3 separate regions of the Mus musculus genome follow, and regions 1 and 2 are each linked to region 3. The links are chromatin loops, found by intact Hi-C in ENCODE. Cell type or tissue: left cerebral cortex. All regions are shown on one strand.

What was found. Peaks named below come from ENCODE experiments on the same cell type or tissue, not always from the same donor. Only the 100,000 strongest peaks of a DNase experiment are listed, where the experiment ranks them.
Region 1: it touches region 3 in a loop (2.3-fold over the local background); 3 of 42 quality-filtered maps call a loop at or near these places.
Region 2: it touches region 3 in a loop (4-fold over the local background); 5 of 42 quality-filtered maps call a loop at or near these places.

Annotation. Positions count from the first base shown.
Region 1 is chr11:105,482,536-105,490,535 of GRCm38, reverse strand. No RefSeq gene overlaps it. Among named protein-coding and RNA genes, the nearest start is that of Gm35828, 22 kb to the left of the region's middle. In left cerebral cortex, no CTCF peak of the experiment used is centred here; DNase peaks (open chromatin) are centred at 4,004 and 4,888; H3K27ac peaks cover 484 bases.
Region 2 is chr11:105,492,170-105,500,169 of GRCm38, reverse strand. No RefSeq gene overlaps it. Among named protein-coding and RNA genes, the nearest start is that of Gm35828, 12 kb to the left of the region's middle. In left cerebral cortex, no CTCF peak of the experiment used is centred here; DNase peaks (open chromatin) are centred at 3,508, 3,787, 4,425, 5,196 and 2 more places; H3K27ac peaks cover 3,826 bases.
Region 3 is chr11:105,359,577-105,367,576 of GRCm38, reverse strand. It overlaps Marchf10 (membrane associated ring-CH-type finger 10), which reads left to right. Exons shown (of 12, transcript NM_172568.2): 11 at 3,019-3,061; 12 at 6,378-6,779. The coding sequence ends at 6,433. LOC115487808 (a long non-coding RNA gene) reads right to left here and starts at 4,732. Exons shown (of 2, transcript XR_003949780.1): 1 at 4,328-4,732; 2 at 1-1,097. In left cerebral cortex, a CTCF peak has its summit at 4,561 (motif pointing left); DNase peaks (open chromatin) are centred at 3,471, 3,829, 4,385, 4,976 and 1 more place; H3K4me3 peaks cover 2,172 bases; H3K27ac peaks cover 2,458 bases.

The sequences.
Region 1 (8,000 bases), 120 kb before region 3:
CCCAGCATTCCAGGGTGGGGGATGGGGTGTCAGGATGGAGGCAGAATCTCTGAGTTTCAGGCCAGCCTGATCTACAGAGCAAGTTCCAGGACAGCCAGGGCTACACAGAGAAACCCTGTCTGGAAAAGAGGGAGCTAGGGTGCAGGGTTGGAGAGATGGCTCAAAGGTTAACAGAACTGGTTGCTCTTTCAGAGATCTTGAGTTCAATTCCCAGCACCCACATAGCAGCTCATAACTGTCTATAACTCCAGAACCAGGGGATCTGACACCCGCACACAGATGTACCTACAGTCAAACACCAATGCACATAAAATATATAAAACCCAACCTGTTATGTGTAAAAGAAACACTCAAAATATTGTACAATCAGAAAGATTAAAAAGTCATATGATTCACCAAGTGAAATAAGAATACGTGTAGTTGTCATCCCCTTCTGTCTCTGTGTGTATGTAGAGAGACAGAGAGAGATGTGTACATGTAAATAAACAGGAGGCAAGAGAAAGTTGGGCCTTACGGGAGCTCTAACTGATGGATAGAGAAGGAACACACTGAAAGCCAGAAATGGCCACACGCCCCCAGAGTATTAAATGATTCAGGCAAGAATCGTTAAGTTCTGTTAAACCAAACAGCAAGGCCTTGAGGAATGATGGGATGCTCGCAGTAACGTCAAACTAGACAAAAAGGAGATAACGAATTTAGTACAAGGGGAGGCAGAACGGCTCTGCAGTGAGGCCACCACCAGGGCCGAGGGATCTAAATCAATAGAGTAATTAATAGAACCCAGCATCCTCTGTGACGCATGGAGAAGGCCGTGGCCCTGCTCCCCGAGCATCTCCATCAGGAAGCATAAGCTGAATTTAATCATGAGGAATCATCAGACAAGCCCAGGTCATGGGGCATTCTGCAGAGTAGCCAGACTCCTCAAAATGTGGAGGTCGTGAAACACAAAGAAAGCGCCAAGGAAGTATCCCATATTAAGAGTGACAGAGGGTATCTGACAGCAGAGTGCAGCCTGTAATTGGGGACTCTCTTTGACTATTAAGGATATTCTGAGGACAAATCCCAGTGACCTTTCGAAATTACAAGTCTGGTCTTGTACCCACTTCTACTTAACAACCCTTCCACAGACACATTTTTGCCTTAACTATAACCAAATCCTCAGCACGGGAGCCAGTGTGCCTCTAAGTATTCCCATCCGTCAGTGCCATAACACCCATGCCTAACGGACCAGACTTTCAACCTTTTGCTGTTTGTCGATGTTATTGTTGTTGTGGCTTTCTTCTTGATGTTTATCTGTTTTGAGACTTGGTCTTATTGTGTTGCCCAGGCTAGTCTTAAGCCCCTGAGCTCAAACAATACCTTCCTTAGCCTCCTAATTATCTAGAATTACAGGGAGGGGCCATCTCACAAGGCTGGAGATATTAGTATCATTGTTATTGTTATTGTTAATATAGCTATGATTTCATGCCAAACTAGATGCGAGAATCAGACACCACTCTTGACAGCCACTGTGTGGGAACAACGTAGGGGTAGAATCCAGTGCCTGCCGAGGGAGCCCCTGCTGTAGATGAGTTGAAATCTGGATAGGGGAGGGATGGGGAGGTGGGGAGGGGGAGGGGTGACAACACAGAATTTCCACACTACTCAGACAAGCAAGGGTGCTATGACACCTTTACAAGGCTTTGCCCTCTTTCCCAGCGCCCTGAGCTCCTGAAAACCACTAATCAGTTTCTGTTTTCATTTCACGAATATTATACAGATCTGAGAATAGCAGTGTGTACTGAAAAGTCTCAGCTCGCAATTCAGGAGGCCAGGAAGGGCCAACCATTGTGAGCCCAGTTTGAGCCAAAGCTGGACAATACTGTTTCTTCCCTCCCTCCTTCTCTTCCTTCCCTTTTAATTTTTTTTTAAATTATAGTTTCTTTACTTATTTATTTAGTGTACATGTATGAGGGTCGGGATAGACATGTAAAGGTCACAGGACAACTTACAGGAGCCATCTCTCTCCTTTCTCCATGTGGGTCCCAAAGACCAAACTCAGGCTCGATAGCCAGTTCCTTTACCTACTGACCCATCTCTCTGGCCCAAGACCCTGTTAAAAACGACAACAAAACAAACAAGGGGGTGGAGCCATATTCTATAGTATTTGGAATGGCTTTTTCACTACACTCACATCTCTGAGGAATCACTCAGGAGCTGTTGATTTATTAATAACTTCTTTTGAAAAATCAAAGTTAAGAGTTGAGAATGTAGTTCAGTTACAGAGCACGTAACAAAGCAAAAGGCCCCGGGCTCCAGGGTCTCCAGTACCACATAAAACCAGGCCTGGTAGCACATGTTTGTAATCCCAGCATTCAACAGGTAGAAGCAGGAGGATTAGAACATTGCCATCCTTGGCTGCAAAGTGAGTTCTAATCCACCAGGCCTACATGAGGCCCTGTCTCAAAAAAAAAAAAAAAAAAAAGTGACTTAATTCTTTTCACTGTTCAGGCATGAATGGGCTATATTGCAGTTTGTTTAACCATCCATGAGAGCCCCGTGGGTTCTTTCTAGTGTTGCCTACTGTGAATAAGACTGTGATTAGCATTTATGTACAAGACTTTGTGTGAACACAGTCTTCACTTTGGAGGAATAAATGGCCAAGAATGTAATTGTTGGGTTGTGTGGTAGTTGCATGTTCTATGTTTAAAGGAATAAATAGATTGTTTTCCAGAGTGCCTGCATTCCGTGCCTCCGCCGGCAGCTAAGAGCATGCAGTCTTGTTCCTCTCATCCTGCTGATAACTGGATTATCACCATTTGTGGCCTTAGCTCTTAGGATAGTAATGTATCAGCAACTCTTTGTAGTCTCAGTTTCTACCCCCAAATGGCTGTAACCTTGAGCATCTTCTCTTCCTGTGTTACCTGCTATATTCATTGGCTTTTTGTGTCTTTTTGCTATCTCTGGAACCACTGCTTGTCCTCACAACTGAGTTTTGCCAATTATTCATTTCCTCTGGATCCTAGTTCTGTGTCAGATATGTACCTCCAGATGTTTTTCTCTGTGGATATATGTACAGAATGTATGTGATTGAATCCTCCTAAGGGTGTCTTTTCAAGGCAAAAGCTTTAAGGCATTGAGATGGCTCAGGGGGATGGCTGTCAAATTTGGTAGCCCAAGTTTGGTCCCTGAAAGCTACATGGCTTTCCTCTGAATTCCACCCATATGTGGTGGCACGTACATGTGTGTGCATACACACATACAAATAAATAAATACAATTAGTTTTTAATATCATTTTTTTCTTATTCAACCTTTTTAAACAGCCAGAAGGTGGTGGCACACACCTTTAATCTCAGCACTTGAGAGGCAGACGTGGATCTCTGAGTTCCAGGCCAGCTTGATCTTCAAAGTAAATTCCAGAATGGCCAGGGCTATACAGAGAAACCTTGTCTGAAAAAGTCAAAAAATATATATTTATTTTCATTTCTTGTGCTTTGGTGCTTTGCCTGTGTGCATGTCTGTTTGGGGGAGTCAGATTCCCTAGAACTGGAGGTACAGAAAACCGTAGTCTTCCATGTGGCTGCTGGGAATTGAACCTGGATCCTTTGGAAGAACAGCCAGTGTTCCTAGCCACTGAGCCATCACTCTAGGCCCAAGTTTTAAAAATGTAAGACAGAAGTTTCTATATGGCTGGCATTCAGTTTGTGAATTTTCCCACTTATGAATGGTGCTGAGTGTCAATTTAAGAACTCTTTGCACACCCCTAAATTCAAAGATTTTTTCCCTTTTTACTTCACATTTACAGTCCAGGTCCTTTGTGAGTTAATTTTGCAATAAAATGTTAAACTCGGGTAAGCTGCTGCTGCTGTTGCTGCTACTTCCTCCTCCTCCCCTTCCTCCTCCTTCTCCTCCATCCATCCATCCATCCACCCACCCATCCATCCACCCACCCATCCATTGTGTCCCATATCCCCTGCATCACATGCTGAAAAGACCAGCTTTAGCACCAGTGAGCCCAAGTGTAGTGGTACAAATCTGTAGTTCCAGCACTTGGGATCTGAAGCAGGAAGATTGCTATGAAATTAAAGCTGGTGTATGTAGGCTACATAGTGAGGCCTTGTCTCTAAGTAAACCAGAAACACAAGGCAGCTGTGTGTTATGGAAGTTTTCTGTCTACGGCTTGCTTTGCTTATAGGGTAATGACAGTGGTATAAAAAAACAAACAACAACAAAAAAACCAACCAACCAAACAAACAAACAAACAAAAAAAAAAACGGGATATTTTGCTCTCTTTTCTATTTTCTGAATGAGATAATGTAAAATTGATTAGTTCATTAACTGTTTGGTCCAGGTCTCCAATGAAGGTATTTGAACATTTCTTCTTGGAGAGTTTTCAAATTACAAAGTCTAATTTCTTTTTCCTTACAAGTTATTTAAATGATGTTTCCTATTGGGTAAGTTGTGGTACTTTGTTTTTTCATGAATTGATCTATATCATCTAATCTGACAACTTTATGTGCATGGGCTTGTCTGTGGTATGCTTTTACTAGCCTTTGAAGTCTGCAGGGTCTGTAGTGATTTCCTCTGTTCTGCTTCTGACAGTGAAGATTTTTGTCTCTTCCTCTTCCTCTTCTTCCTCCGTTTCTCTTTCTCAGTGTTGCTAGAGGTCATCAATTGTATATTATTGTTGTTTTTTTCCAAAGATATGGTTCTTTGATTCCTTAATTGATTCTCTATTATGTTTCTGTGTGAAATTTATCTTTCCTTCTTATTATAAATTTGTTTTGCTCTTCTTTTGGCAAGTGTCTAAGGTAGGCGCTTCGGGACAACTCTTTCTCTGATGCATGCATTTAACAGTTTGTATCTCCTTCTCCGAGTTGCTTTGTCCGCCCTCTCAGTTTTGACACATTGGATTTCATTTTCCTTCAGTTCAGCATATTTTTAGATTTCCCCTGAGACTTCCCTTCCCGTCCGTGTCATATTTTGTGCTTTTTAGTTCAGAGCTGGTTGGAGACTTTTCTTATTATTTTTCTGTTACCAGTTAGTTCAACAATTTCAAATCTTTTTTCTTTTATTTAAAAATATTTTAGATTTATTTATTCTATTGAATATGTGTAGGTTGCTTGCTTGTAGGTATGTGTACCATGTGCATTCCTGGAGCTGGAGGAGGCCAGATGAGGGCATCTGACCCCCTGAAACGGGGGCTACAAATGGTTGTGAGCACCGTGCGTGTGCTGGGAAGTGCCCAGGGCCTCTGCAAGAACAAGTGCTCTTAGGCTCTGAGCCATCTCTCCACTCTCCCAGTTCTCTTATGAGCGCATCCCGACCACTCAGACTTAAATGCTTGTTTGATCTATTAGGATGGAGGTCTTCTGGTTTAGTTTCATTTTCTGTTCTGTTTTTCATTTCTGTTTTCTTTATCAGTCACTTTTTTTTTTCTTTTTAAGGATTCCATATTGAGGACCTGGGAGGGAAGGAGGAAGGGGAAACTCTGGTCAAGATGTAATATATGAGAAAAGAATAATTAATCTTGACGCATCATACTGCAGTGTGTTTGAGTGTATCTCGTTAGAGAGCTCCCCCCGGTTAGCTAGATAGCGCCCACCTGTGTGTAATTCACCATAGTCTTCTGGTGTGATCGCTTTTCAATATATTTACTATATTCAAGTAAAATATAGGAAAGTTACCCCCTGGAATTGGAGAGACGGTTCAGCAGTCACGAGTGTTTGTTGCTCTTCTAAGGGACCCAAGTTCTATCCCAGCAACCACATCATCAGGTGGCTCACAACCGCCTATAACTCCAGGTCCAGGGGATCCATGCCTTCCTCTCACCTCATCAGGCACCAGCATACAAGTAGCACAAGTGGTGTAGAGCTCTAATCTTAGTACCTGAGTGGCTGGGGCAGGAGGATGACAAGTTTGAAGCCAGCCTCACCTACACAGCAAGAACCTGTATGAATAATTAAATAATAAATAAAGTCTATCTTCCTTTGCAACCTTTTATCCCTTACCATCCTCCATTTATAAGATTACTGTCTACCTATTTTCCTCTGTACATCTGAAACTAAAGCAGGGAGTCGGAGACAGACATTTTACCTCAATTACCAAACAAGTTTTAGAAATTAAACAATAGAAGCAAAAGGCTGCTGTCTTTACCCATTCTTTGTTGTTTATTGTTTTTTCCCTGTGGAATTACCATGCCCCTTCCTGGAGCCCCACGTGTATTTCTCCTACTGTTTCCCTTTCCTCTAACCATTCTTTTAGAATAGTTCTTCCTGGGGTAGATTCTTAGTTTTCCTTCACCTGAGAATGTCTTGACTTCTCTTTTATTTTTGAAGGGTATATTCACTGGGAATGAAATTCTGCATTGACATCTCTTTTCTTTCAGCACTTAAAAAAAAAAAAAGAAAGAAAGAAATACTGTGCCATAGGGCTAAGCAAATGATGCAAAACTTGGATTTCAGAACTTTCAGAGATAGAGGCAGGAACATTGCCGTGAGTCTAAGGCCATTCTGGGCTATGTACACAGATGAGTGTGTGCGTTCATGCATGTGTATGTGTGTGTGTGACTAGTAGTGGTAGTAGCGAGGATAAATCCAGGCAGGAATATATATATCCCTAGTACTCTCTACATATATATATAAAGAGAGGGGGGAGGAGAGAGATAGATAGATCGACAAAATATGTACTTATCTACATATCAAGGCTCTTTCTCCTGGGATGTGTGTGAGGAGCAAAGCACAACCTATCAGAAACGTTGTGCCTCCTTCCTGAGCCCATCTCCATCTTGTGATTGGATGAGAAGTCGGCTGTTACTCAATTCCTCTGCCCTGTTCTTTTCTCCAGCTACTTGGAAGAGTCTTCTCTTGGTGTTTACTCTTCAGAAATTTAACTCTGCTATATCTTGGTGTGGATTTCTAGGGGTTTAACCTGCCTGAGATTTTTATTTTTTAGTCTCTTTATCTACAGATGTGAGTCTTTGCCAGAGTTTAGGACATCACAGCCACTTCTTGAACACCCTTCAGCCTACTTTGCTCTTTTTCTCCTTCTGGGACTCCAGTGACATAGTTTAGATATTTTTTATAGTCCCCCAGTCCTTGGGTCTGTTCCTTTTTCTTTTTATGTCTGTTCTTGGTCTGCTGTTGGGATTGGGCAGTTTCTAGTATCCCATGCACTAGCTGTCTGATTCTATTTTATCTTTCAACTTCAGTCAATCTATCTTTAAATTCTGAAACTTATTTAGTTCCCCTTTGTCACTTCTATTTCTTTTCTGGGGGCTATTTACTTTTGCATTTATTTCAAGTGTGTTCACAGCTGCCTTGAAATCGTTGTAATATAATTATAACATCCCTGCCATCCGGATGTTGGCATCTAATGATGGATTTTTTTTCCCATTTATTTTGAGATCATCTTGATTCTTGGAATGACTCATGATTTTCAATAAAAACCTGGGCGTTTAAACAGTGCATTAAGACAATATGGGTATTAGTTTAACTCTTTGTCTCAGCTGGCTTTCCCCCTCTCCACAGTTGTCCAACAGGGAAAGTGATACCACTGTGTTGCTGCCAGATGAAGACAGATGTCATGGCCCTCTGCTCAGTCCTGTTGACCTCTGAGTACCAATTCTCACTGCTCCTGATGGAGGGAAGTCCCAGATGCCCAGGCAGCCTCCACGGATACTGCTGTGGAGAGTTACCTCATTACCATTGGAGGATGTAAAAGTCTAGACTCTCCAGCAGGAATGACAAGAGCCAGGCCAGTTCTACTTAGTGTAGAAGTCTAGGTTTCCCACAATGCTCTCCAGGCCACCAGCACCATGGGAGATTTTGGGGAACTCCTTACTTTGGCCTCTCTGACACAACTCTAGTTAGTGAGTTGCCTTGCAGTGTAGAATTATAGGTGCTAGGCTCAGTCTTTGCTGGCACAGGGGAGGCAATGTCTTTGCTGGGGTGCTTGGCTAAAATAAAATAGTTTATGACACTCAGCTTGGGCTGCGGTAACAGAAGACCATGGACTGGAA
Region 2 (8,000 bases), 130 kb before region 3:
TTATCCCAATTCCTATCTCCAAACTGGAAAACAAAACTCAGGTACTCCTATTTCCTATTCCTAAGGAATAGTCAAGGACCCACTTCTGTAATGACTGGAGACATCACAATGTGGTCTCAGTTGGACACAGGTCATTTGAGGAGAGCCAACCAACTTTGGCAGCTTGTCTGGAACTGCGAGGGTTTCTTGAGACTTGGGACCTGCAGCATTAAATCCAAGAAACTCTCAGGTAAAACAAAGCAAGCTGATCATACTGTCTTAGACCTAAATGCTGACCTCTTAGACCAGCTCATGAGACCCCGAGCACAAGGTACAGAAAGAAGTGGATTTGAAACAATAACAGCCCGCAGTTCTTCTTTGCCTTGTTCAGAACTTATGCTATATGAGCTGGGTGTAGAGGCACACGCCTACAATCTCAGCACTCCAGAGGCTAAGGCAGCAGCTCACTGAGCTCTGGGCTAGAGAGAGAGAGAGAGAGAGAGAGAGAGAGAGAGAGAGAGAGAGAGAGAGTCTATCTCAAAAAGCCCCCTAAACATGCTCTGTTTGTATATAGTATAGCTCAATAGTTTGCTTCAATTCTGACCTCCTTTGTGAATGAGGAGGGTGGGGTGGGGGTGAGGATGGGCAGGGGTGGTCCACCTGCCCTGGAAGCCACTGTAGGACTGGTGGTCAATACCCTTGAGCTTCAGTATTTTGAAAGACCTATGTGATTGAAGGCAACGTATTTAATTTCTGTTTCTTCACCTATAAAATTGATCAGGCTAACCTCTGGGGATTAAGAGTTTCTTCTGACTTTATCCACCTCTCTCCTCTCCCTGCCTGTTCTAAACACAGACACAGACTCACTCTCTCATGCACATGCACATACCCCATTTCACTTTAGCTTCAGATTTTAACTCTTAGTGCCACGCCAACCCACACCTAATGTGAAAGAGAGACCAGTAACGTCGCGCTTCATTTCATTTAAAATATTGATGTTTTGTTCATCAAGGATTTTATATTGATTTAGGTTTTTAAGCGATGCATAAAAATATTGATCTTCCTAGTTGAATTTTTGGTGCCTCCTTAAACTGTGGGCCTCTCACATCACCTTATCCCAATTCCAGTCCTCTCAGCCTTGCTCTTTCTACGCTGACGTGAGAACAGATGGAGACAGGAGGAAGTCCCCAGAGAGGCAGGAAAAAGACAAAAGAAATAACCCCCGACTCTGCAGACTTGCCTAGCGTTGACCCAAATGGTAATTTGATTAATAACAAGCTACCTAAAATTTCTAGTTATTTCTGTATGTTGGTTTAGTTTATTTCAGACTGGATGAACTTGTGAGGATGGGGCCCCTCATGTCTTGGGGGTTTTAAACCTGTCAAGTGCCCAGCACTAACTTACATGTTGACCTCTTCCAATAAAATGGCAGGAGACAGTGAATTCTACATCTGAACACCAATTCTTGACCTTCTGAAAGACAATTATCACTTGAAAGAATTTTTTTTTATAACATCAGACAATAAAAATACAAGCATCTGGGAAAGCCGTAGAGTGAAAACAGTTGTTTGATGAATGCTTGTGGATAACAGAAAAAGAATATGTATTTGATCCTTTGCCCTACAACCTGGTGGTGGGGGTGAGGGACTGGAAGTGAGGGGGAGGGAGTGGCCATTGGGGGAGGTATGACTGAAACAAACAAACCTCAGGGGACCCAGAAGTTCCAGAACCTCCTCATCCTGAGGAGGGTCACAGCTGGCCTTGTGGGTACAACCCACCAAAGGAGGTTGTTTGCCCCAGGATCCAGGAGAAAATGCTGTCAGACCTGGGCTTTGAATGTGAGCAAAGGACACAATATGCAAACACCAGTGAAGAATTCTGCTACAGAGGACAGTTCCAGCGAGCCGAATTGCTTTCAATTAGACGCCTTAATAAAGACTAATAGCTAGACAATGGATTCATGCTGCAGTCTTCTCTGGCAAGCCTTTATCAAGTTAATAAGCAAGAACTGGTGTTCGGATGCTCTATCGAAGGGAAACCAGGGCTCTTCTCATTTGACCTCTAACTGGCTGTCGCCCTTGAACCTCAGTTAACCCTCTCCACATCTCCTTTCTTCATCTTTAAAAGAGGTTCTTGGCTTAGATGGCCACCAGGATCCCTTCTACCTCTGACATGATCTAAAAGCCTGGCGTTCTATAGCAAGGCCTGGGGATAATGTTTCAAAGATGTCCCTCTCTGCCATGCCCTGTTAATCTACACACACACACATAGGGAGTGTCAAATTGTTAATTAGTGGGTTTCAACACATGCAGACTACAAAGCTTTTCTGTAGATTTGGGAAGGATGAAGGTTTACTCTTCGGCTTGCAGAGGATTCTAACTGAAGCAAGTCACACCCCCACACAGAGGATATGAAAGCAGGAAGGATCCTGAAAATCTGGGACTTGGCTGCAAGCAAAGCAAACTCATCGTGTTGGTATTTTTAAAAAGCTTTCCACTCCGTGTGCAACACCTTTGTGCCTCCTTCATGTGTTTCTCCCTCTTTTTTAGCTCTACAATGAGCTATTTTAAGATGCCGTTTGCCTGCGGTACAGCCATGCAGTTCAGAGAGGCAATTTAATTGTCATCTTGCGTTTTCTTAGTCTTTCAAGACCTTTTGTTATGGTGAAATAATTTTAGGCATTCCAAGCACAAATCCATTAAATTCTTGCCTTACTTTACTAATGAACTACTGTGGGTGGGAAAATTAATTTTATTCCACCCGTGATACATATCTGATAAATTTCTAGAGTTGAGAAATGAAGCTTGCAAATACCAAGAGTCGAATATGACTCTTTTAAAAAAAAGAAACAAAACAAAACAAAAACAACAACTTTGTTTCATTTATGCCAAAATGGAGCAGAAGAGACATCTATAAAAATAGTTCACAAAATGAAAATGGCTCAACAGGTCCCATCTCAGGTTGATACTGTGGAGGTCTTTATAAGTTGCATCTGCTTGGTGACTCAAGGAACCCTGTGTTAGTGAACCTGAGACTCCTCTGTGGGGCTGGAGAGCAGGTATTAGCACATTTGTTAAAAGCATGGCGCCATCAGAGGTTCAGTTCAGAGGGAAAGCACTTGCTTAACATGTACAGGACCCTGGCTACTAAAGATCTGTAGTCTCTAGCTCGACCAGCGCTGCTCAGTCCACCACTGGGCTGCAGCCATGAAGTTCTCTAAGAGGGGAGAAAAGTGAGGAGACAAGAAGCCGAGCACAGGCTGTACTGCAGCTGGAGAACCTGTGACATTTGAGGGACAGCTCTGGCTGCGTAGTACTTGGAACAGGAAATCATCTCCCTCACCCAGGAGAAGGCAGGGAGGCTGTGTTATAAAAAGGGGAAGAACACAGGATGAGTAAAAGGTTTCTCTTTACAGAGATGGACAGATGCCACAAGGCAAGAAAGGTCAGAGTCCTGTCCCCAAAGATAAAAAAGCGTCCCGATCACCAAGGACCCTGATGAGTGTGGAATTCGGATGGGTTGCTCTGTGCTGCCTCATTGCAATCAGCTGCTTTCAAAGCCGGCTCCTATTTACTTCAGTTCATGTCAGTGCCTTAGATAGAGAAGCAGCCTGCTGATTTTGCTTTGGTCAAATTTAATTCCAATTTCTGCCTCTAAATGTGTTCAAACTGCCTTAAAAAGTTCTCGGAGCCAGGCGCTTTAACCCTCCTCTCTTTTCCCTTCATCTCATTTTTCTTTTAAAACTCCTTTTTCATTTCTCTTATTTCTTTCAAAACCCCAAGCAGTAGTGAGATCAGAGGATACAATCAATCCCTGTGAGTAGAAAGAATCTAGTCCAGAAGAAGTCAGATACAAATCTCCGAATTCATGTTCTGTGGCTCCGGAATAATTGCTGAGAATCGTTCAGTGGGGGTCATGTTAGGGCTGAGCTCAGGGCTTCATGTAATTGTGAAGTTCAGTGAGATGCTCTAAAGGACTTAATGAGTAACAGGGGGAGGGCAGCACACATGTAGTTTTCAGTCTATAAAGTTATCACTGTATTTCTCTACCTCTGACACACATACGCTGACACACTCACAAGTGCATGTGCGTGCAACATGATCGCCTTTATTTTTTTTTTCCGATTAAATGGCAGTGAGCCATGAAAAACTACAGCGGATTATAAGCAAAGTCTGTGTTTAAAAAAAGAAAAAGGTTTCTCTCCCCAAGTGACAGAAAGTTGGATAAATGCTATTTTTAGATGAAATATATCTAATGTCCAGATGTGATTCCCCCACATGAAGAGAAAAACAAACCTAGCCGAAGCCCTACACTTGGAGACATTGTGTAAAAGCTTTGGGTGATAATGGTTTGTCGTGAAAAGAGCGAGACACGTGATGCCGGCCGTCAGTCTGGGCCCTGGTTCCCTTGGGAACGGCATCGGCACACGTGGCTCCAACATGGAGATGATCTTGAGGTTTACACTCCGGGGTAATTGCTGCTAACTCTCTAGGCTTGTAGCTTTTTTTGGCACCACATTTCCGCGGGCGAAAAGAAAGAACAAGATGTCAGGATGTCTGCACTAAGTCAATCAGCTTTCTAGTGGGTGTCATCCTGAGAGGCCACCTGCTCAGCCAGGTAACCCTGCTCCTGCTCCTGCTCCGACATCGGCGAAGTCCCCCTACTTGTTCACTCAACCAATGGGCACATCTGATTCTCCTGCTCTCCTGCAGCTTGAGCATCCAGTGATGAGCAGAGCAGATGAAGTCCACTGGAATTGCAAGTCCAGTTTATAAATTACAGGAGAAAATCAATCTTCTTACTTAAGTGGCACAAATAATGGTGTCGTGTTTGATCACAGCCTTCGTCACTGTCCCCCGCCCTGACTGATGTCTAGTCATCAGGAAAGAGTCAATCCCTGAAATGCAGTTACAGAAGATAATCAAAGTAATGTAATACAGGCTTCAAGAGAGGAGGCACAAGCCAAATGACTGAGCAGTGACATCATTGCTGAAATAAAGGCATGGCCTCTTCAAGTGACTGCAGTGTGTGCTTCTAGGAGGACATCACTCCCAGCAATAGCAGCCAGGAGGCATGGAGGAAGCACAGGAGAGAGGGAGTGTCAGGAAACTAGATGGGGCAAGTCTAACCAAAGTCCAGGCAGGTGCTAAAAGCCTGGGTTGAGGAGGGAGTGGCGCTTTCAGGGAAGAGACACATCGGGACAGAAGCTTTTCAAGAGGAGCCCAGATGGCTGGAGAATCTTGGCCAAGCTGCATAGGCGAATACATCCAAGAGCTACATCAGGAAGAGTAGAAACTTGTCATGTAACACCCAACCCCAGGGAAATAGAGATGATGTACAGGTTATGTGGAAGAGCCTAGCTGCTAGCTGCTGGACAAGTGGTTTGTGTCTCTTAAGAGTTAGGAAAAGAGAGAGCTGAATGGCCTGTTCTCATGGTACCAGGGCAGTAACTAGCCTTTCATCATCTAGTAGAAGTGGTCACAGCTGCTCTGAAACTTCCCAAATATAGCTGACATGTTACAGATCTGGCTCTTCCTTGGTCCCAAGAAGGCAAAGAAACTCAAGAATAACCATGAAAAGAATAACCATTGCTATCCATTTCTAAGGAGTGAGATGGAATGGGATCCAGGACTTCACTTTGCACTATTTTAGACTTTATTTAGTTTTCTTTTATGTTTATTAGCATTTGCCTGAACATATGTCTGTGCACCACATGTGTGCAGTGTCTGTAGAGGTCGGAAGAGGGCATTCCCAGTCAGTCAAGAGCCACCATAAGGATGCTGGGAATCTAACCCAGTGACCCCAGAAAACAGCCAGTGCTCCTCACCCCTGAACCATCTCCCCATCCCTACTTGGCATTATTTCATGGTCATTTCTCAAATATCCAGGAACCAGTTAGGGAAGAGCCCTCCTCCCTCACACTGCTGCAGTTGTGGAGTCCCCGTTGAGTGTTACACATGGATTTGCATGGAGTCCAACAAACTGTCCCCCTTCTAACTCCTTCATAGACACCCAGGCTGGGGCGATGCTTAGCTGCAGTCCAACTCTGCCTCATGGGCTGGGTATAAGGCTCATGGGACTGATGTAAAATAAACACTGTTTGCTTGGGTTCATCCACACTAGTCTATACAATTGAACAAGCCAGGAAGCCAATCTTCCCTCCCTTTCCCTCTCTAACAGTCCCCAAGAAGACACTCTTTACGTGTAGTTGATGGAACACATGTTCACCAGACTTCTCCACCTGAATGCCAACATACCGCGTCCATTTGGGGGCAGGGAGGATTGTTTGTTTGTTTTTAATTAATTTCTTTTGGTGGGAGTGGAGGGGTATCTAGACAGCGTTTCTCTGTGCAGCTCTGGCTGTCCTAGAACTCGCTATCTCACTCCGTAGACCAGGCTGGTCTCAACTCACAGAAATCCCCCTGCTTCTGCCTCTTGAGTGCTGGGATTAAAGGTGTGCCCCACCACACCCAGCTGATATTTTTGTTTCTAACTTTCAAATTCTTATTTTATTTTGAGACAAGCTCTCACTAAATAATCCAGGTTTGACTCAGCCTCATTATATTGTCCAGGCTGACCTTTGGGCATGTGGCCTCTTTATTTTTTAACCTGTTTCCATGTAAAACTTAATCAAAGTAAAGGGCTAGGCCAAGAAAAGTTTTGCTCCTGTCTGTCTGTCTGTCTGTCTGTCTATCTATCTAGAATTTGCTGTTCCAGACCAACAGCTGCAGTCATTTTACCCATATGTGACTTCAACAGGACCAGGCACTGAGGTAAGGAGAAACCTTGCATGCCGGTTCAGCAAGAGGCACAGAAAGAAAATTGGAAAATAGAGAAAATACTGAAGAAGGGTGAGAAATCAAAGAAAGAAGATCAGCGGGGACTGTGTGATTTGGGAGTCTTTTGTCCCAGAGCCTGTGTTCCTACACGGTCACCTTGTACTTTCTAATAGATCTTACGGAGTCTGTGGACAGAAAGTCTCAGGTGCAAATCTCCGTAGTAAAACACCACCCATCGGTTCACAGCTGCTACCTCAGCATAACTTGTTAGTGCTATAGGATATGTCGTGAAGGCAAACATTTAGGTTCTTAAAATGTCTTTCAGAGCTTCTCTGGTCTTTTGCCTCTTCCTTCTTGTAAGAATGCTGCTGTGAGCTATAATAACCACATCTGGAGTTGCTTTTCTTTTCTTCCCCCCCCCCCCCAATATAATATGTTGATTGATTATTTGGGAATTTCACACAATGCACCCTGATCACACTCCCTAGTTGTCCCAGGTTCCCCCACCCTTGTGACTCCCAAGAAAGAGAGGGAGAGGGAGAGGGAGAGGGAGAGGGAGAGGGAGGGGGAGGGGGAGGGGAGAGGGGGAGGGGGAGAAAGAGAGAGAGAGAGAGAGAGAGAGAGAACGAGAAAGAGAAAGAGAAAGAGAAAGAGAAAGAGAAAGAGAAAGAGAAAGAGAAAGAGAAAGAGAAAGAGAAAGAGAAAGAGAAAGAGTTCATTATGTGTTGCCCATAGTCTCACTGGAGCATGGTCAAACTCCCAGTGGCCAGCCCTTTAAAGCCCTTCCCCACCCACCCCTACCGGGAACCATCAGTGTGGAGAGCTACACTTCAGCAGCCTTATCACAAAGTTAAGAGTTCTCTTCAATGGCTTGCTGACTAGGCTGTTACTTTCGTTTAGGGAGGAGGCAAAGGTTGTTTCTGGCCATGTAGCTCGCACTAGCTTTGAACTTGAGATTCTCTTGGCTCTACCTCTAGCATGCAGGAGCTTCAGACATCTGCCACCACATTTAGCTCACATCCAAAGTTCTGAACATGAGCTTTCAAATATTTTCACTCCAAGCAAATGATCTCCTTAACGTGATTAATCGCTTCCATTGGCTAATCTCCAGTCCATATCCTCAGCTCTATAATCAGAACAAATAATGTAATTGTCAGTTAGACATGGAGGCTACCGTTTGCCAAGTAGTTGCAATCAAAGTCTTATTAATGGTTACTCACGGAGGCACCGGCACTTGGGCTT
Region 3 (8,000 bases):
TTTCCTTATAATATTAGTAAAATTTGCAAGCTGGCCAGGTAACAGGCTGGCCTTAACAGTAAAAACAAAATAAGAATAAGAATAACTGGAGAACCCACAGGTCCAGGGAACACACAGAGACTGTGAAATCAATATCACATCTTCTGTAACTGGGCCTTGCTGGGCTTCCTGTGGTCCCGGCAACAGACAGTTTCTGTGCTGTTTGAAGATAAAACCAGGCTTTCTAAACTTGTCTCTCATTTAGACACAGGGTTACCCATGTCTGACTACAAACCATGCACTGGGCACTATCTATTCCAGGGACACTGGGGCCAAAGAAAGCTACAGTGAGGTGTGTGGTTACTCTTTATCAACTTGGGCATGGAACCGTGGGTCTCTGGTGCCCCGAAAGTGTCTGGGATGTAACAAATGCTCAGATGGGCTTCACAGGCCAAGGAATTTCTGAATCAGAATCTGTTTCTTTCTGGTAGCAAGTCTTGAGTGTCATTCTAGAGAAAGGACAGTACACATCTGTTGAGAGACTTCAAGGTATACTCATTTATCTTGTGAACCTACTGTGTGCCAAGTTCTAAATTATATCCTGGTAATACAGAAATAATGAAGACAAATGCTGGCTATAAGGGGCTCAGCGTCTACAGAGAGAGCACATGGGGCTGGAGAGATGGCACGGCCATTAAGATGGAGTACTACTCTTGCAGAGACCAAGTTTGGTTATCGGCATCCACTTTGAGTAGCTCACAGTCCCCTGTTACTCTTCTGGTTTCCAAGGGCACCTGCATTCATATGCACACACACACACACACACACACACACACACTTAAAAGTAAAGCACATTTTAAAATAAGTTAATTAATTGAGAACGCTCATGTGTGACCAAGAGACAAACTTGTCTGTGTTGTGATAGAAGACTGAAGCGGATGAGGAGATGGAATGAGGAATTCTCATCCCACTTTTGCACACTTCTCCAGGGCAGATAGATCTCCAGCTAGGATCTCCCGTTCTGCTGCTGAGAAGGCCTGACCTTTGACCTCGCAGGGTGTGTCCTTCGCCCTCTGTCCCTCCTGCTTTGGCAATGTTGCTGCCATGGCTTTTGTCAGCTGAAATGCAAAGATGATGCTTAGCCTGAATCTCAAAGATCATGGCAGACAGACTGGGGTGAGTGGGCTGGGAAGGTAGACCCCACGCAGAAGACACAGCGTGGAGATATGGGAACCTGCGTGGCCAGAAGATGTCAAGAAGCTGTGTGGCAGGGGCTGGCAGGAAGTGAGCCTGAGGTGTAGGCAGGGTGCAGGGCTGAAAGGCTGAGGGGTGGCTCTGGAGGCTACTGGACAGTTTCCAGCCTGGGCCTGACATCCTGGTATTTGTGATAAGTACAGGAGACACCTGGAGGGCAGACTGGAAGAAACCAGCTGTGTGGCATAAAGAGATAAGAGGCCCAGCAGAGAGCATGGGTGATAATATTCTCTTCCTCCCTCCCCCGCTGTGTGCTTAAGTGCTCCTGTGTGTGTGTGTGTGTGTGTGTGTGTGTGTGTGTGTGTGTGTGTGTGTGTGTATGTGTGTGTGCATGTGTGTGTGTGTGCATATGTATGTGTGTGGGTGTGTGTGCACATGCACAGAGGACAGGCTGAAGGAAGCATTGATGTTATTCTGTGTACCTACCAGAAAGCTGGCCCTTCCTCAGGTGTCTATGTCAGGAGCATCTCCAGGGACCACAGGACCCCGGCAGCCTTGGTTCATGCAGCCTAACTCACCCTGTAGTCTGATGGGCACGGTCTGGTCTGAAGGGTGAAGTTAAATGGGTTTCCCTTTACATCCACACAGGACACTCAGTACGAGTCAGCTCCCCCAGACCTCCATCATGGCCTTCCTCCTGGTCTGGTTCTTGTCTCTGATCACTGGTGTCTTAAGGAGAGAGTACCCTCCCTTTGTCCTCTGCCAGGGTGGTACCAGAGGTCAGGGAGCACACTGGCCAGCCTCAGAGACAGATAGGGTGCCACAGGTCCGTCCATTCCTGTAGACCATCCCCATTTACAACTGTTTCTACAACACAAACTCTTGTCTCAAGGACTCAAATCTTCTCAAACGTGGAAAGCTCAGGTTTGACCCACGGTTAGAAAAGGGTCTCTGCTCATCAGGACAGGGATACCTAGTGACATGGGAGGGCTGGTCAGATGTCTGTCTGTCTATCTATGAGCACCTGCCACAGAATCTCAGGGCAGAGTGAGGTTGCCTGGGCCGCCCAGAGCATTGGCATCAGAGGTTAGTAGAGTACACCTGATGCATAATCCACAGGTTACCAAGACCCGCTATTCTAGACGAAATCCCATCCTTCCCCTGCCCCCCCCCTCCCCTGGCCACAGAAAAGAGCCTGTGGACAAGAAGTGCCTCCACCCAGGCCAGGGAGTTGACCGGTGACATTGTCCAGTGACATTGTCCAGCACCCCCTGTTTTGTCTTTAGCCTGTCACAAAGTCCCTGTTCTTCCCAGGGAAATAGCACCAAGCCCTCTGTGACAGGGCCCACATCCTTGCAGCCTGGCACAATGGCTCCCATGGAGTCCACAGCATTTCTTATTGTGGCATAAAATGCCATAAAGTCAGAACAAAGAGAGCCCAGGGCCTGGATGGGTCGGCAGCTTCCTGCCGAGCAGAGAATACAAGCGATTGTTTAAAAGCCAGTGGCGAGGCAAGTGGCCAATTAGCACAGCCTCCCTCCCCGCAGCCTGTAAATTGTGCCTGGACCATCAGAAAGGGATTCTGCTATTCAGATCAATTGCTGAAAGGAAGCGAGTCTGTTCACACTGCCAAATATAGAAGCCCGAAGCAGCAAAGGTGACCCGGGTTATCACTGCACTGTCCTTGGGACAAGCTGATCTCCATCGGTGCAGAAAAGCAGCCCTGATCCCCAGCACCTTGGCGAGTCACAGGAGTTCTAGGACATTCCGAGGCCAGGGAGGTACACATCTGTTCACAGCTGCATTGTAAAAACAATTCATGTCTCACTGTCTTCTCTCTCACAGTTGTCAAGAAATTACCCACAACCCAGACCGGAAGAAAATGAAAGTAGGTTTGGGGGTGCATCCTGTCCTGCCCCCAGTAAGGGTGCCTGCTAGGTTGCCTCTTTTCTGCTCCTGTGTTGAATCTATTACCCTGGAAGGAAGTTATGACCACCACCCAGAGGCAACATAACCCCACCAAGCTCGGGAAACGTTAGGCTTAGCTGGAAATCAATCAAGACGGCTGGATGTGGAGCAGATAAGATTTTTTAATTCATCCTGAAACCAAGGGAAAGGGTCAACTAGGCGGAAGAGAGTGCTTTCCTTGTTAGGTCCTCTGGCATCCAGCCCGTGATGGAGGGTTGGTTGGGTTTTTTTGTTTTGTTTTGTTGTTTTTCCTGCCAGGATCCTGCCTGGGATTTTCCTTCCCAGATCCTAAAAGCAGGCTGGTTAGCCATTACCAAAGAGAGCGCTCCTTTGACAAGCAAGCGTTTTGATTGGATTTTGATGACATTAAGCACATCAAGTGGGTCTGTTGGATTCAGAGGTTGAACAAAGCCAACAGGTCTCCAGCCTCCTTCAGACTGGTTTCTTATTCCATAGAAATTCCCCCTGGAGAAGATGAGCCTAATTAAAGCAGAGGGCTCAGAGGCAAGCTTTAAGGAAGACTCTATCCACAGAGAGAATAAGTGTCGCAGGGAATTGGAGGGATGTGACAACTGGGTCTCTCTGGGTTCTTCAAGGAGACAATTTACAAAAGCCTGCCCAGCCCTGAGAGCTTTAGGAGAGTGATTCCCACGCTGGCATCCACAATCTCGAGAACTTACCCGAAACACAGATTCCTGGGCCCTCCCACAGACTCCACTCCAGCGGTGGGGTGGGGCTCTGGAATGTGTCTTTCATGCACAGCCCACAGGCAGGGTTGATGCAGCCCATTGCAGGGATGCTTTGTGGACCCCTCCCCTACACCCCCCCCCCACACACAAATAAATACCTGACCAGAAGAGACACTGCACCAGTCCAGAGCTCCCCAGGGTGGGGCCAAGACTGCATCCTAGGAAAACCAGTTTGCTATTCAGGACACGCAGTCCTAGGGTGCCAGGCTCCCGGTGTTCAGAGATGGGGAAGGCCCTTCTTCATTACAAAAGGAGCTCTTGGAACCCCAATCCCTACGTGATGTGAGGTCCAGACCAACTGAGCGAGATCTCAGGGCTGCCGCCTGGGTGCTCAGAACTCGGCCTTGCCGCCTGGGTTCAGCCCAGGAAAGCGGCGGTAAGGTGTCTAAAAGACCATTGTGTGTCTGCCTGCACACACCACCTCCCAGGGACCGCACCTCGGCCAGGCGTCCGCGCACGGGTTCTCAGCGTGGCTTCGGCGAGAGCCTCATGATCCTACAGAGACGTGACAGGCAGCAGGGCTTGGTCCCCAACTGGGAGACCTTCAGAGGGTCCTGTCTCCTGGGCCCCGCCCCGCCTCCAAGATGCCCGCAGCGCTACCCGGTTCGGAACCTGCGGCGACGGGCGCGTCCGAGAGCGTTCGGCTGGGCAGGGGCGCCCCCTAGTGCTCCGTGCGACCGCTGTATCCGGGAGCCCGCGGGGGCTCCCCCAGACTCAAGGTCAAAGCAACAGGCAACCTTGGCTTCTAAACCTGCTGTCACAGGAGGCTGCTCTCTCTGGGAGAGTGTAAGAGCATCCCCAGGGAATGTTTAGAAAGGAATCTAGGCTGGCAGCGTGGTGGCCTAAGCAGACTGTGGGGAGTTCCATTCCAGGCTGCATTGTATAGTGAAGCATTTGTCTCAACCACCACCAACCACCACCACCACCACCATCACCACCACCACCACCACCACCTCCACCACCACCACTACAAAAAAAAAAAGTCTCCACAGAGAAGGAAAGAAGGGTATTCATTTCCTTCTCTGTCGCTCCCATGCAGATGGTCCCTCTGACTGTCTACCACTCATTTGCTGTCTCAGTTGGAACTGGCCCAGCTCCAGGATCAACTATTCACAGGCAGTAGGGCAGCAGGCTCTTTCCTGGAAATACAGGCCAAGTTCCTTCTATCTGCCCCCAGCCTACACTTCCCAGATACTGATAGGGAGGGGAGAGCCAATCCAGGCTGTACGGACGGAGCCCAGGACAAGAGGGACTAACACACGGACCTCAGTGACTGACCACTGGCAGCCCTTACCTTGTCTTTGTGCCAAAGCCACTATCAAGACAAAAGTCAGGTACCAGAAGTAGAACCAGGAGAGGCCAGCCTTTCCCCTGGGCCACATTCTTCCTCTTTGGTCCCTCCAGCTTGTCATGACTCACCTGCTTGGCAGCATTTGGTTAATATGGCCTGCCAGCACCAAGTCACAGCTGTGACCTGCCATCCCAGTTCAGTCCAGGTAAACACAGAGGTAAAGGACAAACTGTCAGGGCACAGAGGGTGGCACAAAGGGTGCCAAGCTGTCTGTGGCCCTGTGGTGCCAAGTCAGCCTTCTTACTGTACACCACTCCCTGAACAAAAGACCCCCCCCCCATCAGTAACACTGAGGAGAGGGCGTCTCAGGCAGATCCTTAGATGTGTGAGCCAACCTGTGACAGGGCTCCTGACACAGCTTCTCTGACAGCTGCTTCCCAGCTGGCCCAGATGACCGTCACCAGAGCCAAAACTAAGGCCAGGAAGAGGGCTCACGACCTGCTGATACGCATGCAGGTGTGGGGTGAACCCAGGCAAGCAAGAGGGCCAACTCCAGGATGCTCCCAGCTTTCAAGGGAAGTACTCTGTGGGCGAGAGGCTGAGAAAGCTGGAGTGGCCGGGGCCTCCTTGAGACCAGAAACAGAGCTGAGAGGGTCTGGGTGTGAACAGCCAGGTGTCATTTGCTCTGGTTCCCCCACACACTATTTATTCTACTGTGATAAAGTGTTTCTACATAGTCTGCAAACGTCCCCTCAAACCAAGACAAAAAGGAGCAACGAGAACAAGAGTTTCTCTGAGAATAAGGAGAACCCTTCTCCTGTCCCATCTGTTGTGCTCGGACCCTTCTGCCACTCCCAGTGCCACCCTGCCCTGCTCTTTGTCACCACTGTGCAGCAGGGTTAACTTGGAAACATCAGTCTGGAAGAAGACAAGGGCTCTACCTATTCAGCTATTCTACCTATTCTATTCAGCCTGCAAACTTTATCACCAGACCGGCATCTGAAATAGATTCCTAGAGCAGCCTGCAGTCCAGCTGCCCCTGGCCCAGCTGGAGCCCTAGTGCAGTCAGTCCCCAGCCCCAGATTAAAGTATCTGTTCCCCCACACTGTTCCAGGCCAGAGTGGGACAAAGAGTGGCAGTGGTGCCGCGCCCAGCTGCTGTGGCCCTGCAGCCTGAGAGATGGTCTTGCTTTCTAGGTTCCGAGTCGGGAGATGGTAATGCAAGCAACATTTACCCAGGCCGGGTCATCTAGCAAGGGAGCTGGTCGTGGAGTGCGGCAGAGACCTCTCCACCCAGAAGCCCTTTCTGTGTCCCCCTCTGCCTCCCTTCTTCCCTCCTCTTTATTGAAACCAATGTGTTCGCAGTTACCATTTTCACCCGTGCCACTCCTTCTTGGGGTCTGGCTTGAGCATCCGTGGGCAGCCACAGGGACCATCCCAGCCAGCACAGGCAAAACAGCTGAGTCCCCCGTGTGCTGCCCTGCTGCTGCCCCTCAGCCCAGCAGCCTGGGCTCCCAGTGCTGAGGCCCTCTGTTCAGGCCTCCGCCCACCCTGAGTGGAATGGAGCCATGCATTCAGTAAACTGACTTTATTCTCCCATTTGTTTTGTGTTTATTTCCTCCCAGGCTGACAGCTCTGAGTCCCACCCCGCCTCCCACTCCACTCGCCTCATTTCTGTTTGCTACCCACCACCTGAGTGTGACACATCTCAGGCTCCTATGGGCTGGGGCAAGTGGGTCCCACTTAGGATCAGCTGTGGGTGTGGACTCAGTAATCAAAGACCTACAAGACCTAGGGTGATTAAAAAGATCAGAGCTTGGTTTCAGGAAAAGTGTGTATGTAACGGAAAGCATGAAGGAGAAGTCTTTAGCCAAGCCTGGGGGTTCACTCCTGCAATCTCAGCACTGGGGCAGGAGGATTATAAATTGGAGGCCAGCCTCGGCTGTATAGAAAGGCCTAGTCTCAAAAATCTAGAGATGGAAACCTAGACAAAAGTAGGCTTTCAGAAAAATATGGTGGAAAGTAGAGAGTAGCGTGCCAAGATGTGCACTGAGTTAAAGAAGCTACGTCCCAAAGACTTCATAGTCTATGATTCCACTTGTATGCGATTTCTAGAGAAGGCAAAGCTACTAGGCAGAAGGCAGATCTGTGGTCTCTGGGAAATGAAAAGGAGACAGAAACTGGAGGTGAGGAAGGTGTCAGAGTGGTTATGTGATGACAGTCACAGAGCCGGACAAATGCGCTCATCCATTGAATTGCATGTTTGCGGTGTGGGAGTGTGACAACCGTGTTAGGATACTTGTGCTCCCTCCAAAGATGTCCTCAAAAATAGGGGACAGGACAGAAAAAGGAGGAAAAAGAAAAAGGTAAAATGAAGAGAGACATTTGCCTTGCGTGCACGAACCATAGGCACATCCACAGCACCGCATAGGTGATGTGTGGTTAAGTCTGTCTGTGATCCCAGCGGTCAGGAGGCCGGGGCAGGAGGGTCAGAAGGGAATAGGCGAGGACATTCTGAAGTATAAAGGTGTGTGTGTATGTGTGTGGGTATGTGTGTGTGTGAGAGAGAAAAAGAGAAAGAGAGCACCACAATGGACCCATGATGCATTGGTTTTAATTATTTAGATTTATTTTAATTGTATATGTGAAGGGACTCTGGCCAGCTGAGTTTGGTAAGTTTGGCTCTGGCAGGCCTTGCCCTTCTCCCCCATTCCCTCTGCCTTGCTAAAAGCCATTAGATTACATCCTAAAGCCAGCCAGCAAGGTCTATTCCCTTATTTGGCCACTTCCTCCTCCTGAGGTTGACCACCAAGGTCCAGC